Linked DNA regions of Mus musculus: region 1 is linked to region 2. Evidence: chromatin contacts called from ENCODE Hi-C or POLR2A ChIA-PET data. All regions are on one chromosome and are shown on one strand. The core of a region is the stretch at or near the end of the contact, and the rest is flanking DNA. Distances in the headings are between cores, read along the strand shown.

What was found. A loop is a pair of places that touch in the nucleus more often than their neighbours do. ChIA-PET counts read pairs that join two places held with the same protein, here RNA polymerase II (POLR2A).
Region 1: a map of T-helper 1 cell shows a loop between it and region 2 (6-fold over the local background). The contact joins the promoter of Ell here to the promoter of Babam1 in region 2. A Hi-C loop is called at or near these places in 1 of 37 maps with a recorded cell type or tissue (T-helper 1 cell). POLR2A ChIA-PET finds 5 or more read pairs at or near these places in 1 of 5 experiments (embryonic stem cell).

The regions. Positions count from the first base shown.
Region 1 is chr8:70,536,665-70,543,792 of GRCm38, reverse strand. Ell (elongation factor RNA polymerase II) reads right to left here and starts at 4,118. Exons shown (of 12, transcript NM_007924.2): 1 at 3,952-4,118. The coding sequence starts at 4,086. Gm51534 (a long non-coding RNA gene) reads left to right here and starts at 4,264. Exons shown (of 2, transcript XR_003947400.1): 1 at 4,264-4,325.
Region 2 is chr8:71,394,471-71,401,268 of GRCm38, reverse strand. Babam1 (BRISC and BRCA1 A complex member 1) reads right to left here and starts at 4,414. Exons shown (of 9, transcript NM_026636.2): 1 at 4,249-4,414; 2 at 3,244-3,590; 3 at 2,819-2,877; 4 at 1,623-1,743; 5 at 1,462-1,540. The coding sequence starts at 3,540. Ushbp1 (USH1 protein network component harmonin binding protein 1) reads left to right here and starts at 5,468. Exons shown (of 13, transcript NM_181418.3): 1 at 5,468-5,555; 2 at 5,800-5,929; 3 at 6,098-6,219; 4 at 6,459-6,798. The coding sequence starts at 5,876.

The DNA of each region.
Region 1 (7,128 bases), core at 2,869-5,368, 860 kb after region 2:
GAAGCTGGGGAGGAAGGGGATGATATGCTGCTTCAAGGTTCATCTGCCTCAGAACAAAGTGGGAGCCACTAGTCCATTCTGACCAGGGCAGGGTCCTGGTAATTCCGAAAGGCTGGGATCCCCAGTGGTATAGCAGCCACACCAGAAAGGTGCAGGCTTAACTAAGGCCTCCTGCCCAACTCCCAGATGTCCCCTGTGGTGTAGGACAGAGAGCCAGGGCATCCTGCTCTCCTCCCGGCACCCTCTGGCCATAGTAGCACGCACTTTGCTCCCTACTGACACCCACCCTGCTGGATCTCCCACGTCCATCTCTGCTCTCAAGGATTCTAAAACATCAGGTGTAACATGAGGTGTATCTCGGTGCCTGTGAGCCCAAAGGCCAGCACTATGCAGGCAGGGAAGGGGTGGTTTTTTGTTTTGTTTTTTTTTCTTTCCAGGGGGGGGGCAGTGGTTAAGGACAGGCCCAGAAGGCAGCTTCCTACTGGCAAGTGACAAGTGTCCAGGGATATGAGGCCACAGCAGAATCCAGACAAGTCACTCTTGGTAGAGACTCTGAAACTGAAGAAGGGGGAGGTTGACCCTTGCTGGCCCACAGATGCTCAAGGTTCTTAACCCTGCTAGAACCTTCAATTTTCCCTGACCTCTCCATGCCTCTCCACCAAGGGCAAGGTGAGGGCATGGGGCCACAGAGCCACCTACCTAGCAATGAACTACAATGGGGTAGGTGGAGGCAGGGTTCCCACCTCATGGCTCTCAGGGAACATGCCCCTCTCTCTCTCTCTCTCTCTCTTTTTTTTTTGTTTTTTGTTTTTGTTTTTTCGAGACAGGGTTTCTCTGTATAGCCCTGGCTGTCCTGGAACTCACTTTGTAGACCAGGCTGGCCTCGAACTCAGAAATCCACCTGCCTCTGCCTCTGCCTCCCGAGTGCTGGGATTAAAGGCGTGCGCCATCACACCTGGCTGGGAACATGCCTCTCAATAGCAACTGGCTGTCCTGGAAGGTAGAGGGGACCATATTTCTTCATGTGTCCTAGAAGTCACACCCACAGAGTCCCAAAACACACAGATGAAGTGTCACATCAGCACCAGTTTGGTTTGAGAACTCTTTTAGGTTGTTTCTTTGAGAAAAGGTCTCATATAGGCCAGACTGGCCTTGAATTCCAAACCCTTCTGCCTCATCCTCCCCAGCCCTGGACCCACAGGCAGTTCTCCTGCATTGTATTTATCAGTATTATTTTTATGTTAGAGGTCCAGGTGGGATGGGCTCCAGCCATGCCTATGGCTGTACCTTGAACTGACATGGCATTCTGTGCCAGTACAGGCAAGCGCACACTTCCCTCCCCTCAACATGTGTAGCTCTTCACCAGGTTACACAGACCCTTTCCACAGCCCGTTCCCTTCCAGGCCCTGCTCTGGCTACACCTGAAGCTAAGAAAAAGCTCCTGGCAATTCAAACTAAAATATAGGATGATGCTGGGGCTTGACAGTCAACAGGGAAGTTAAGGTTAGAAGGTCCTGAGTTCAAGACCAGCCTGGGATACAGAAGAGGTAAAGCAATCTAAAAACAACAACAACAACAACAACAACAACAAAACCCCAACAACAACAGAGAAACTCTGTCTCGAAAAAAACAAAACCAAAAAATAAATAAATGAAAGCAAGTAGCTGGGAAGTAGTGACATACAACTTTAATCCCAGCATTCAGAGGTAGAGGCAGGGAGATCTCTGAGTTCCAGACCAGCCTTGTCTACAGAGCGAGTTCCAAGACAGCCAGGGCTACACAGAGAGACCCCATCTAGAAATACGAAACATAAAAGAGCTGGTGGCACTGCTCAGTGGTAAGCAAGTGCCGGGCAGACTCAAGACCTAACTGCTGGAGAAGCAAAAGAGACTAACTTGGACAGGTTGCTTTTTAATGTGGCACCAACTCAAAGCAGGGACAAGAGGTAGTGCTGGCCCTGTGAGCATCAGCTGATATCCAGTGCCTTTCTAGTTACTCAAGTTTCTCCAAGTCCCTTCCCCTGGTTCACCATTCCAAACCTGTCCTCTCCTGCCACCAGAGCTAACACTGTCTCAGCTCAGACCCCTCCACACTCAGAGAGTAAGAGTAAATCCAAGTTAGGTGCTGTGGCACACACCTTTAACCTAATAAAGGTGGCAGGTAGATCTCCGAGAGCTAGAGACCAGTATGTTCTACCTGGCAAGATCCAGGACAACCAGGATTACTTAAAAAACAAGAAACAGAGCCGGGCCGTGGTGGTACAGAGAAACCCTGTCTCAAAAAAACAAAAACAAAACAAAACAAAACAACCCCAAGAAACAAACTATATGCGTCTCTGAAGCTGGGCTGGTGGTGGTTCCTGCCTGCCACCTTGGCACCTAGAGTCAAGAGTCATGGGTTTGACAGCAGCCTAGGATAGAGTGAAGCTCTGATGCTGACCACAGATTACACTCCAAAGTCGCCTTGCCAGTAAGTGCCCTGTCAGCTTTCCAGATAAACACAGGTTTGGACTGTCCCAAAACTGAATGCTGTCAGCCACAAGACACAGAGTCCCTTATGGTTGGTAGTCAAACAGCTAGACACAACTGGCTTCCTCAGGGCCCGAGCACAGTGGCCTGCAATTCCACAAGTGCCCTCACAAGAGGAAGACCAGGCTTCGATAGGGGATGTAATGCACAGCAAAATTAAAAATAACAGTATGACAGCGGTGCTGGAGAAGGCTGTAGGGGTGGCAGAGCAAGGGCCAGCGACTGCCACCAGGTACCAAGTTCACCTGACAGCAGTGACTCATGCTCTGGCCCAGCTGTTTCTGAGAAAAGCCCTGGTTCTCCAGGACTAGTCAGAATGGCCCAAGGGGAAAGACTACAGGTTGGAATTCTAACCAGGAAGAGTGGCTGGGCTGGTCACTCAGTGGCTGCCACCCAAATCCTCACCACCTCTTCCTTCTCACCTGCAGGGGCACTTTCTGCCCCTTTTGACAAGGGAAGAAGGACTTTTTCCAAAGAGATTCAACCTGTTCTAGGAAGGAAAAAACTAAAACCCGGGCACGGGCAGGAAGTGGCTCAAAGAAGTGAAGGGAAGACATGCAGGAAGAGGTAGGCTCCCCAGATCACTGAATGGGGAATAAATTCCTGGCTTGGCCAATGGTGCAGCACATGTCCTGGGCAGGAAGAAAACCACATTCTTTCCTAGTTACTCTCTGTTCACTCGACCGCGTCAACACCCCCCGAGCCAGCACAGGCAAACACACATCCCAGACACAGACTCAACACCCCAGTCACTTTAGTAAGATGAACCCTCAAGCCACTTCCCCTGGGGTCCTGCAACTTCTGTCTCAGTGGATGGATGCAGGGTGATACCGTGGCTTGGGTGGGGCATCAAGGTGTGACCCAGAGTGAGGCACAGGAAAGAGGGACACAGCCAGGATCCCTAACCCCACTCCCAAGCCAGGAGGCAGTACCAAAAAGCCTGGAATTTCTCCCAGATGAAGAGTGGAAAATGGAGAGACCAAGTGTGGTGGCTACAGTTGCCTCCTGCTGAGTGCCCAGGGGAGGAAGCCCCCATGGCTAACACAACCACCTCCGTCGGTGAGAAAAACACAACAGCCTTGTCCAAAATATCCAGGGAAACAGGGTTACAAGAGTGGCAGGATCTGGGGCCAGGCAGTAAGTTTCTGTCAAACTACCCCTTCTATGAGTGGATCCAAACACACCTGTCATCCCAGCACTTAAGAACCTAAGGCAGGAGGATGGCCGTCAGTTCAGGGACAACCTGAGCTACATAGAAAGGACCTATTTTTAAAAAAAGAGACAAGAGTAGAGCCAACCTGAAGGATGTCACTGGGGCTGGTCAAGGTATCGCCAGGTGTGGACGCGCGGCCTTGTCCCCCACAGGTCCCCGCAAGTGTCTCCCCACGGCGCAGCCTACCCGCCAGGACGCCGCAAAGCTCACCTGGTGGGCCCGGTAGCTTTCAAAAGCCTTCAAAGCACTGTCGGTGAGCTTCACGTGGAACACCGACACCCTGCTGCCGTCGCTCACGCGCCCACACGACAACCCGTAACTCCTAGCCTCCTTCAGCGCCGCCATCTTGCAACCATCACTCCCCCGCCCCCCTCCTCAGCGACTGCGCCCGCACGCCGGCCTGACCCGCCCCGCCCCGCCGCGCCGCCCGCCGACGTGCTGCATTATTCATGAGGCCAGCATAGCCACGCCCCACTCCGGGCGCGCGTGCCTTCTTTGACAGAGCTGAGGAACATTTTGCCTCGGGCCCGCACAGATGGCCACGCCCCCAAGCACTTACAGGCCCGCTCTCGGGACCGGAGACTGTGAGTCTTGCTGTATTATTCAAGAAGAGAGGTTAGCCACGCCTTCCCGCGCGCTCCAAACCCGCCTTCAAAAACTAACCACAGCGCAACTGGCCACTCCCTAAGGGTCTCGCGAGGCCAGTCATAGCCTTAAAACAGCTCTTCAGAGCTCTCTAAGAAACTTCCCTCCCTTGCAAACAACTCCCATGCGCGTGCGCCAGTTCACAGACAGGCTCCTCCTACCTGACGACTCCTCCTGCATTATTCATGAGACGAAGGCAGCCTCGACCCCAAGACTGCAGGAAACCCATCCTCATCCCAAACCCAGCAAAGCCCTCTCAGCCTCGCGACCTGTCGCGTGAGTGTGTTATTTATGAGAAACTGGCCGTGATCTCCGACGTGTTGGTAGACTGCCAGGCCGCGACGACGAACACGTTTGTTCGCAGTTGCCAGCCAGATCTAGATGGTCACTCATATGCAGCGAGCCCACCCCGCCCCCAGTGAAAAAAAAATCACCTTAAAGAAACATATTTAGCCACGCCTACACGCGTTGAAGCCCGCCTCCTCTACCAGCCCTATGCCACGCCCCCAAACGCCCATGGAACCCTGCGTCACCGAGGAACTGCTCCCCAAGCGCTCCGCGTTTGGCCACGCCCCCAAACTCCCGTAAAGCCCGCCTACCGACTTGCTGTATTATTCATGAAGCAGGCGTGGCCACTCCCCCACCCCGTGCTTGCTGATTTTCCCAGACCACCGCTTGCCCGCCAAACGCCCAACTGATACGCCCCCCGCAGTCGCAGGGTCTGCCCTACTTCAGTTCATGCACTGGGCTACATAGTCAGACCCCAAGCTCCCGAGGCCCTCCCCAGAAGCCTCAGCCGCTGGGCAAGCTGAGTTATTCAGGAGTTGCCGCTGCCGCGTTTCAAAAACCAATTTTCAAGGGTTTCCCACCCAACTGACTTAAGATCCCTGACCGCTTGACCGACGTGGCCTATTCCCCACCCGCTCATAAGTATAAGAGCTGACGGTTCCATCTTTCCAAGCTCCTAACCTCGCCGCTACATGTGTTACTCATGAACCCTTAACACTTGAACTTGGGCCTTTCAGCTTGATATTTATGCTTTTTTTCCGCGTTCCTTGGGTGGAGTCTAGGCACAGCTCTCCAGAGGGTCAAGTGCCAGGCCTGCTCGCACCAGGACGGAGTGGGCGTCTGTTGAGGCTTGTGGTGGGCGTGGTTACATAAACCAAGTGGGCGTGGGCTTGCCCGGTCCAGCTAATAGGGGGGATCCCCAGAACCAGGGCAAGAACTGTGGAAACAGGATGAAGTGCTGATTATGTCTGATGCTAAAAGTTCAACAACTGGATGAATATCCCACACGTCACGCGCTGGTTTTCCAATAAACAACTCTTAACGCAACATCCAACACGTACTCAATGTTGCACAACCGACACCACTGACTGTTCCAGAATATTTCTATCAAAGGAAAGCCTGGTCCTCATTTGCAGTTTTTCCTGTTCCCTCTCTGTCACCTGGCAACTCTGATCTGCTTGTCTTTGTGGGTATTTCATAGTGCGGTCCTACAACCTGAGGCCTTTGAGGTGTGATTGTTGTCAAGGATCATCAATTGGTGATGAATCAGAGCTTCGTTCCTTTTTGATGACTATGTAATATTTTGGTGTGTGTAATTAACAGCTTCTCTTACTCATGTGATGATCAGCATCAATTACTGCTGCTCACTGCTTACCTGTGGACACTTTTGTTTTTGTTTTAAGATATATTTATCTGATGTCTGCGAGTACACTGTAGCTGTCTTCAGACACACCAGAAGAGAGCATCAGATACCATTACAGATGGATGTGAGCCACCATGTGGTTGCTGGGAATTGAACTCAGGACCTCTAGAAGAACAGTCAAGACCTCTGAGCCATTTCTCCAGCCCTGTAGACAGTTTTTGTTTTTGTTTTTGGAGACAGGGTTTCTCTGTATAGCCCTGGCTGTCCTGGAACTCACTTTGTAGACCAGGCTGGCCTCGAACTCAGAAATCCGTCTGCCTCTGCCTCCCAAGTGCTGGGATTAAAGGCGTGCACCACCACACCCGGCTAAGCATAAAGTTTTTAACATGTTATGGAGAAGAGGTCCTAGCTAGTCAAGCCATAGAGTGGAGCTGCCAGCTGCAGTCTCCAGGAGACATCTCTGTAGATTTAGTTCAACCACAGAGCAGAGTCAGGAAATGCTTTGTTTCACCAACACAGTCCTGGTCTCCCTAGTGCTAAGATGATAGGTGTGAGTCACCACCCAGCTTTGAGCTACTTTTATGTGCATGAGTGCTTACATACATGTGTCTATGTGCCATGTACAGCCATAAGAAGGTATGAGGTCTTCTAGAACTGGACTTACAGATGGTTGTGAGTTTCCATGCTGGGAACTGAACCCAAGTCTTCTGCAAGAGCAGCAGGTACTCATAGCTCCTGAGCCACCTCTCCAGACCCTTGTTTCAAGGCATGGTTTCATGAGTCCAGGTTTGCCTGCAATTTACCATATAGCTTAGGGTAGCTTGAACTCAGAATCCTCCAGTCTCAGTGTTCTAAATCTTCCATGGCAGGACAGGCTCCATCATTGGATTGAGAGTCCTCTTACTTTGTACCCAGCCTCCAAAGGCAGGAAGTCATAGCCCAGGATCCCCCAGTGAGAGGCTGGACACATGGCTCATCCATCTCTAAAGTATTTGCTGGGCTGGCAAATCAGCCCTGTAGGTAAAGGTGCTTGCTACCAAGTCTGATACCTAAATTCAATCCCTAGGACCCAAAAGAAAGAAGTGATATGC
Region 2 (6,798 bases), core at 3,165-5,664:
TCTGCTTTCTTAACTCAGATGGTCAGGGTATGGAGGAGGGATCCTGCATGTTAGGGCCAACAGGATGAAAGGCATTCGTGTGACTTTTCAGGCAAACATCACCATTAAGAGGGTGCACTGGCTCACCAGTGGCATGCTCCCTGAGTGCATCTGCTACATGTTCAGTCACACTAGCTGACACCTGTCCCACCAACCACACAGGATGCCAGCGACAGAGCCTGGTTCTGGTTGGCTTTGGGCTTTGGCATCCTTGTATATAACAGGCAGCATTCTGTTGTTGCTGCTGATTTTGTTTTTGAAAGAGTCTAGATTTGTAGCTAAGGCTGGCTTGGAACTTCTAACCCTCTTGCCTCAGCTCTGGGCTGACACTCCTGTACCCCAGCACCTCCCTGTGGTGGGTTTTGAATGTGACTCCACCTAGAATGCCACACATGGAATACTCCATTTGTGATCCCAGTTTGCTGGGACTTGGGCTCAGTCACTAGAGCACTTGCTCAGCACGCATGTAGCTACTCAGTGTGCTCAACACACCCTCATGCCAACACTGTAGGAGGTGGAAGCAGACAGACCAGAGGCTCAAGGCCATTCATCCTTAGTTACACTGTGAACTCAAGACCAGCCTCAGCTACAGGAGAAATAATCTCAAAAATATATTAATTACATATTTGATGTCGGGTGGTGGCACATGACTTTAACCCCAGCACTTGGAAGGCAGAGGCAAGTTGAGCTCTGTGAATTTGAAGCTAGCCTGGTCCAGGGTAAGTTCCAAGACAGCTGTATAATGAGAGAGATCCTATCTCAATCAATAAATATTGAAAATGAAAGAATTGGGCTGGAGAGATGGCTCAGCGGTAAGAGCATTGACTGCTCTTCCAGAGGTCCTGAGTTCAATTCCCAGCAACCACATGGTGGCTCACAACCATCTGTAATGGGATCTGGGGCCTTCTTCTGGTGTCTCTGAACAGCGTACTCATCATATATATAAAAAAATAAATAAATAAAATCTTTAAAAAAAAAATGAAAGAATTATAGGGCAGTGCTAGAGACATGGCTCAGTGGCTAAGAACACTGACTGCTCTTCCACAGTCCTGAGTTCAATTCTCAGCAACCATATGAAGGTTCACAACCATCTATACTTGGACCTGATGACTCTGGTACATATATGCAGATATAGCACTCATAAACATGAGAGAGAGGCAGGGGAAGGGGAGACAGGGAGGAGAGGCGGGGGGGGGAAAGGGGGGAGGTGGAAGAAGGGAGAGAGGCGAGTTGGAGGGGGGAGTTGAAGGCATGGTTCTGAAGCTCTGTAGTGTTACTCTCAAGGAAAACACTGATTCCCGGGTTTGTATTTTTTGGGGATTGGCTGCACAACTTGGGCTGTGTGTTGCAGGGATCCCACAGTACTACTGAGGCCCCACTGCATCGTCACTGAAGTAGGGCTGGGGACAGTGACAAGGATACTGAAGGTGGAGCAGGACGCCGTCTCCAGGTCATACAGGCAGCTGCAGAGCTCACGTGGGTCAGAGGTCAGGCCAGACAGCTATGGGAAAGTCAAGACTTTGGTGCTGGGTCCCAGTCCTGAGGTCCACCAGAGTCCCTGTGTTCCCCCCCACCCCCCTTACCCAGGCGGAGTCGTCATTCACTACAACCAGTGCAAATTCGTGGCTCTTGTCAATCTTGTGCTTTGTGCGAACAAACATCTCAACCATCTTCTGAGACACATTCAGGGCGTTTGTCCTAGAGCTGAGAGGGAGGTCAGATGACAGAGGTCAGATAATATCAGCAGGGTGCCGAAAGCCAGGTGTGACAGTGTTGGTTGCCAACTAGACAACATCTGGCATTAACTAAAACCCAAGTGGCTGGGCACACCTGTGAGGGATTTTTTTTTTTTTCTTTTTCTTTTTCTTTTTCGAGACAGGGTTTCTCTGTGTAGCCCTGGCTGTCCTGAAACTCACTTTGTAGACCAGGCTGGCCTTGAACTCAGAGATCCACCTGCCTCTGCCTCCCAAGTGCTGGGATTAAAGGCGTGCGCCACCACTGCCCAGAGGGATTTTTTTCTTAATTAAATCATTTGAAGTGGGAAGATGCACTTTTAGCCCAGATCTCTGATGTGGGTAGAATCCACCTTTACCCTGGGCCCTCTGCCTGCAGCCTAGGTGAAGGACATGAGAGAAGGGACACTTTGCTTGCTTGCCCTTGCTCTGCTCTATTTAGCAAGTTTGCTCCTTCACTGGCATCAGAGCCTACTTCTTCATGATTATGGTGCCTGCTAAGGAGAAGCTGAGACATCCAGTCTCATGGACTGAACAACTGCTGGACTGTTGGGTCTTCCGCTGGCAGACAGTCATTGGAGGACCAGCTGCACCACAGCCTGAGAGCCACTCTAATATGTCTCACTCATATATAGAACACCAATATACACCAGGTTAGCCTCAAACTCACTGTGTAGTGTAGGCTAGCCTCAAACACACTCTAGAGCACAAGCTGCATTGCAAAGGTGGACCCTGAACTCCTGATGCCTCCATCTCTGCCTCCATCAGCGCTATAATGGCAAGTGTGTGCCACTGGCTCCTGAGCCAAGGCCAGTCCAGATGTAACACCTGATACCCCAGGCTGCCAGGGGTACACACAAAGCTTCACGAGCTAGACAGTGGCCTAGCCCATCACCTTGAGGCCAGCTAGGGTTGGCTCCTAAGAGTGTCATACATATGGACACAGCCTTGGAAGTGTCAGTGTCACGAACACCTGAATCCTACTGGGTGGAGGAATGACCCTATGCATTCTGAGCTGCCTATGTCCAAACTCAATGCCACAGTACCCATTAAAGGACTCCAGCTTTGGCACAGACATCTCCTCCGAAAGATCCAGACAGATGATCTGAAACATAAAGAGAAGAAAGAGAGTACAGGACCAAACCAGACTACAGCCATTACAGTTATTACAGATTGGGTGGGTCCTAGCCAGCAGAGCTCAAAAAGGGCTCAGGGGTGGAGCCTCTGCCTAGAATGGAGGGGGAATGGCTATAGCACAAATGGAAGTCCAGGTGCCACAAAATAAAAATAAATAAATAAATAAATAAATAAATAAATAAATAAATAAAAACAAGAATCTAAATTCAGTGACGTTTAAGCTACCAAGTGTGTGATGTTCATGGAACCTATAGAAAACTGAGGCAGCAATTTAGAGGAGTGGCCTGTCTGAGGGTCTCCATCCCCTACATCTCCAGCCAAGACCCTCACATACCACCTTCTCTGGACAGTTGACCCTTGGTGTTCGAATCTGGACCTCAGATGCTGATGCTGGTACTTGCCAGGGCTTAGGCCCGGCTCCTGGGACACTGGCTGCCCCGCCATCTGCAGTGGCTGCCTCACCCTCGCCCTCGCTGCGGCTGCCCACACTGGCTTGAGCTCCCAGGGCCCGGTCCTCAGCCCCCTCTGGATTGGATCGAGTGTGAGGCCTGGGCTCTGATATCGTCTCCTCTCCTTCTTCTTCCTCCTCTTCCTCCTCCTCCGTGGGGCTGTTCGCCTCTGCCACCTCCATGGTTCCCGAGTGGTTAGATGAAGGGGGGATAGTGGAAGCCAGGATCCTGCCTTAAGAGTTTGTAAAGACAATGGTTACTAGGAAGACAGAAGATGGGCACGAGCCCCTTACGCACAGGAGTCTCTGAGGGCTACAGAATGCTACCATAAGACAGTGTGTCCAGAAACCACCCTCAGGTGAAGTAAGTTTTTTCGTTTTCTTTTTTGTTTGTGACAGCTCCATGTGGCCCAGGCTGCACTCTAACTCTAAAACTATACGGCTTATAATGGCCGGGTACTTCTGTATTCACCTTCCAAGTGCCGGAGTACACCGCCGCACATAGTTTAGGTGGTGCTAGGGACGGATACCCAGGGCCTCATGCAAGCTAGGCAAACTCTTTACCAACTGAGCCACAAGCACTGTTCCAACTGAACTGCTGTTCATCCTTAGCTTTCCGCTGTTTACACAGGACGAACACCCCAGTTGCCTGGTCACTGGGTATTCGACCCATTAAGGCCTCCAGTGGCTCCCACACCTGGGAGACTTGGTTTGTGGAGCCGAAAAGATACAGTTGAAGTTTCCCAAAACTACTTTTCCCCTGAGGCGGCGCCGGTCCGGTCCCTAGGGAAACACAGGAAGCCCAAGTGACCCTGCGATGGATGCGCGGTTTTAGGGGTGGCATCTCGGGACCTCGAATCCCCCACCCCTAAGTCCTCAAGAAGAACGAACCTGGAGCTACAGCAATCCGGGTCGAAGTTAGACCACGGCGACACAAAGCTCACGCGCGTTCACAGTGCCGCAGGTTCCACTCTGTAGCCTGGGCACCGCGGCCAGTCAATCAGGACTCTAGGAAGCCGCCATCTTCCTGGCCGGAAGTTTGTGCGGCGCTGCCGAGACACCTTCTGGGAAATGTAGTTCAGTGGCCCTCGGGACATGGAAGCTGATAGGCTGAGGCGTTCTGGGGGTGTGGCTTGGAGTGGCTGGAATGGGGCTGAAGATGGGTAATACTGGGAGTGGGTGTGATCTGTGGTGGATAGAAGCAAAATTGGGCGTAATTTGTAGTTCCGGTTTAATCACGCTATGGTTCTCAAGGCTTCTGCTGAAATAGGACAGAAGCCTGAGCTGGGCGGGGCCGTTTGATGATTGACGGGGTAGGACTTGGCTTGGACTTGCCAAAGGCCTTCTCAGTTACTTATGTAACTTAGGTTGGCATTCATTCACTAGTACCTTGATGAGGACTGGTGGTGCACACCTGTCATCCCAACACTCCAGAGACCCGGAGACGAAGATCGGGCGTTTAGACCAGGCTGGGCTAAATGAGACGCTGTATAAAAACTAAAATGTAAAGAAAAAGTAAAGAAGGCAGCAGACACACTGTGGACAAGCTTATTGTTGCCAGTGCCTCCAACCGCCTGATGCAGCAGTTCAGACTCATTGAAGAGAAACGTTGTGGGCTACTGAGCAGGTGCAGGCTCTTGCCACCAATCCTGAGGGGCCTGAGTTCGATCTCGGAGACAAGTAGGACCACCACAGACAAAGATGAGTAAAGCAAAGTAATGAAAAATAAAAGCTGTGCAAATGCTGAAGCCAACTCCTACAGTTTTGGTTTTTTTTTGGTTTTAGAAACACACACACACACACACACACACACACACACACACACACACACACACAAAGACCTTCACATTAGAGCGAGTCCTGGTGAACAGGGGACACAAAAAATCCAAAATGAAAATGGAAGGTTTGGCCTCGGGTAAGGGGATACTGATATCTTTAGAGCGGGACAAAGGTCCTGGTCCTCCATCCTCCTCCCGTTCTGGAGGAAGCCGGCATCCTGGAGAAGGAAACGAAACAATAACTGTCCATGTGATCAGGGTAGGGGGGCTTCCTGTTTCCCAGCCCCTCCCGGGCCACTTTTGGCTATCGCAGCCTCAGTAGCCAGTGGCCAGAATGGCTTGAGATATGCCCTGGATCTCAGGCCTTTCCCAAGGTGCTCTGGAGAAGCAGAGAAGAGCGCAGCAGGGTCAACCCCCAGGGTGAGGGAGTTTGATGCTAAGAGCCGTAGGAAGAAAGAGGATTTTAGGGTCCCTACCCAATGCTTCTATGGGGGGTGGGGCACAGATAAGAGAAACGCCTTCAGACAGCTGAGGGGAGAAGAATGCCCAGTAGAGATGGGGGATGGGGGAGTAAGGAACAAGTAGATAGTTAGTGGGCACTATTGGAGAGGTATATGAATATTTAAATGTGTCAATCGGAGTAGACACCCCAAAAATCCTACAGGAAACAAAAAAACAAAAAACAAGGATTCTAAGGTGACGAAGGCAAGAACTGAAAGCAGACTGTAGTGACAGAGGCAATGAGTGCCCGGGCCACACGGCCCCGAAGCCGTCGAGGGAGGCATCCTCTGCCTGTAAGTGTGCCCCTCTTCCTGCCACACTCAGTCCCATGGATCCTGGGAACCCAGGCCTGCTAGGCTCAGAGCCCGTGGTGGTGTAGGGGAGTCCTCCACAGGTGGAGCTGGATATGATGGCCAAGAGACTGTGTGTGTGTGTTGGGGGGAAACGGGGTTCATTCACAGGGGGAGCTAGACCCTGTAGCTGAGAGCTCAGAGGAAGTAGATGCCAACAATGGACGCTTCGAGACTAAACCTGAGCTGCATCAGGAATACCTTGGTCCTGGCCTTCAGAGCCCAAGGAACTGGTAGGATGCATTTAGTATGTACCCTATATTCTAGCCCAACACCCCAACACCCCCCCTGCACAAAGCTGCCTCCTGCCACTCACCTGCCCATTGCCTCTGCTGCCTGCCTCTCTCCTCTTCCTGTTTATCCTCCAGCCATGCCGCTCATTCCCTACTCTACCTTCCTAGCGACCCTAGGGTTAGCCCTCCAGGTCTCTTCTGAGCCTCAGGTGGCTGGGGTTCCCCCACTATCTTCACAGGATCAAGGAGGGTTGTGATGTGGGATCCCATGCGGTTCTATCCTTGAGCCCAGAAGAACAGTGCGAGCCTGAGGTGGAAGCCCACCAGGTCCTGCAAGAAGCCCCCCTGGATAGTGGCCCTGCTGAGATATCAGTACCCAGTGTGTATGAGACCTTGCAGTGCAGGCTGAGCTCCCTTGAGGCAGTTGTAGCTGCCTTGCGCCACCACTCGCTAAGCTTTCCAAAGTCAGTGGAAGCAGAAGACAGAGACCAGGGGGCTCCGGGGCCCTTTGGTGATGAGAAAGAAGACGCAGGACCTGGACAGCAGGAGGCTGCTCGCCTCATAGAGAGGAACGCCTGG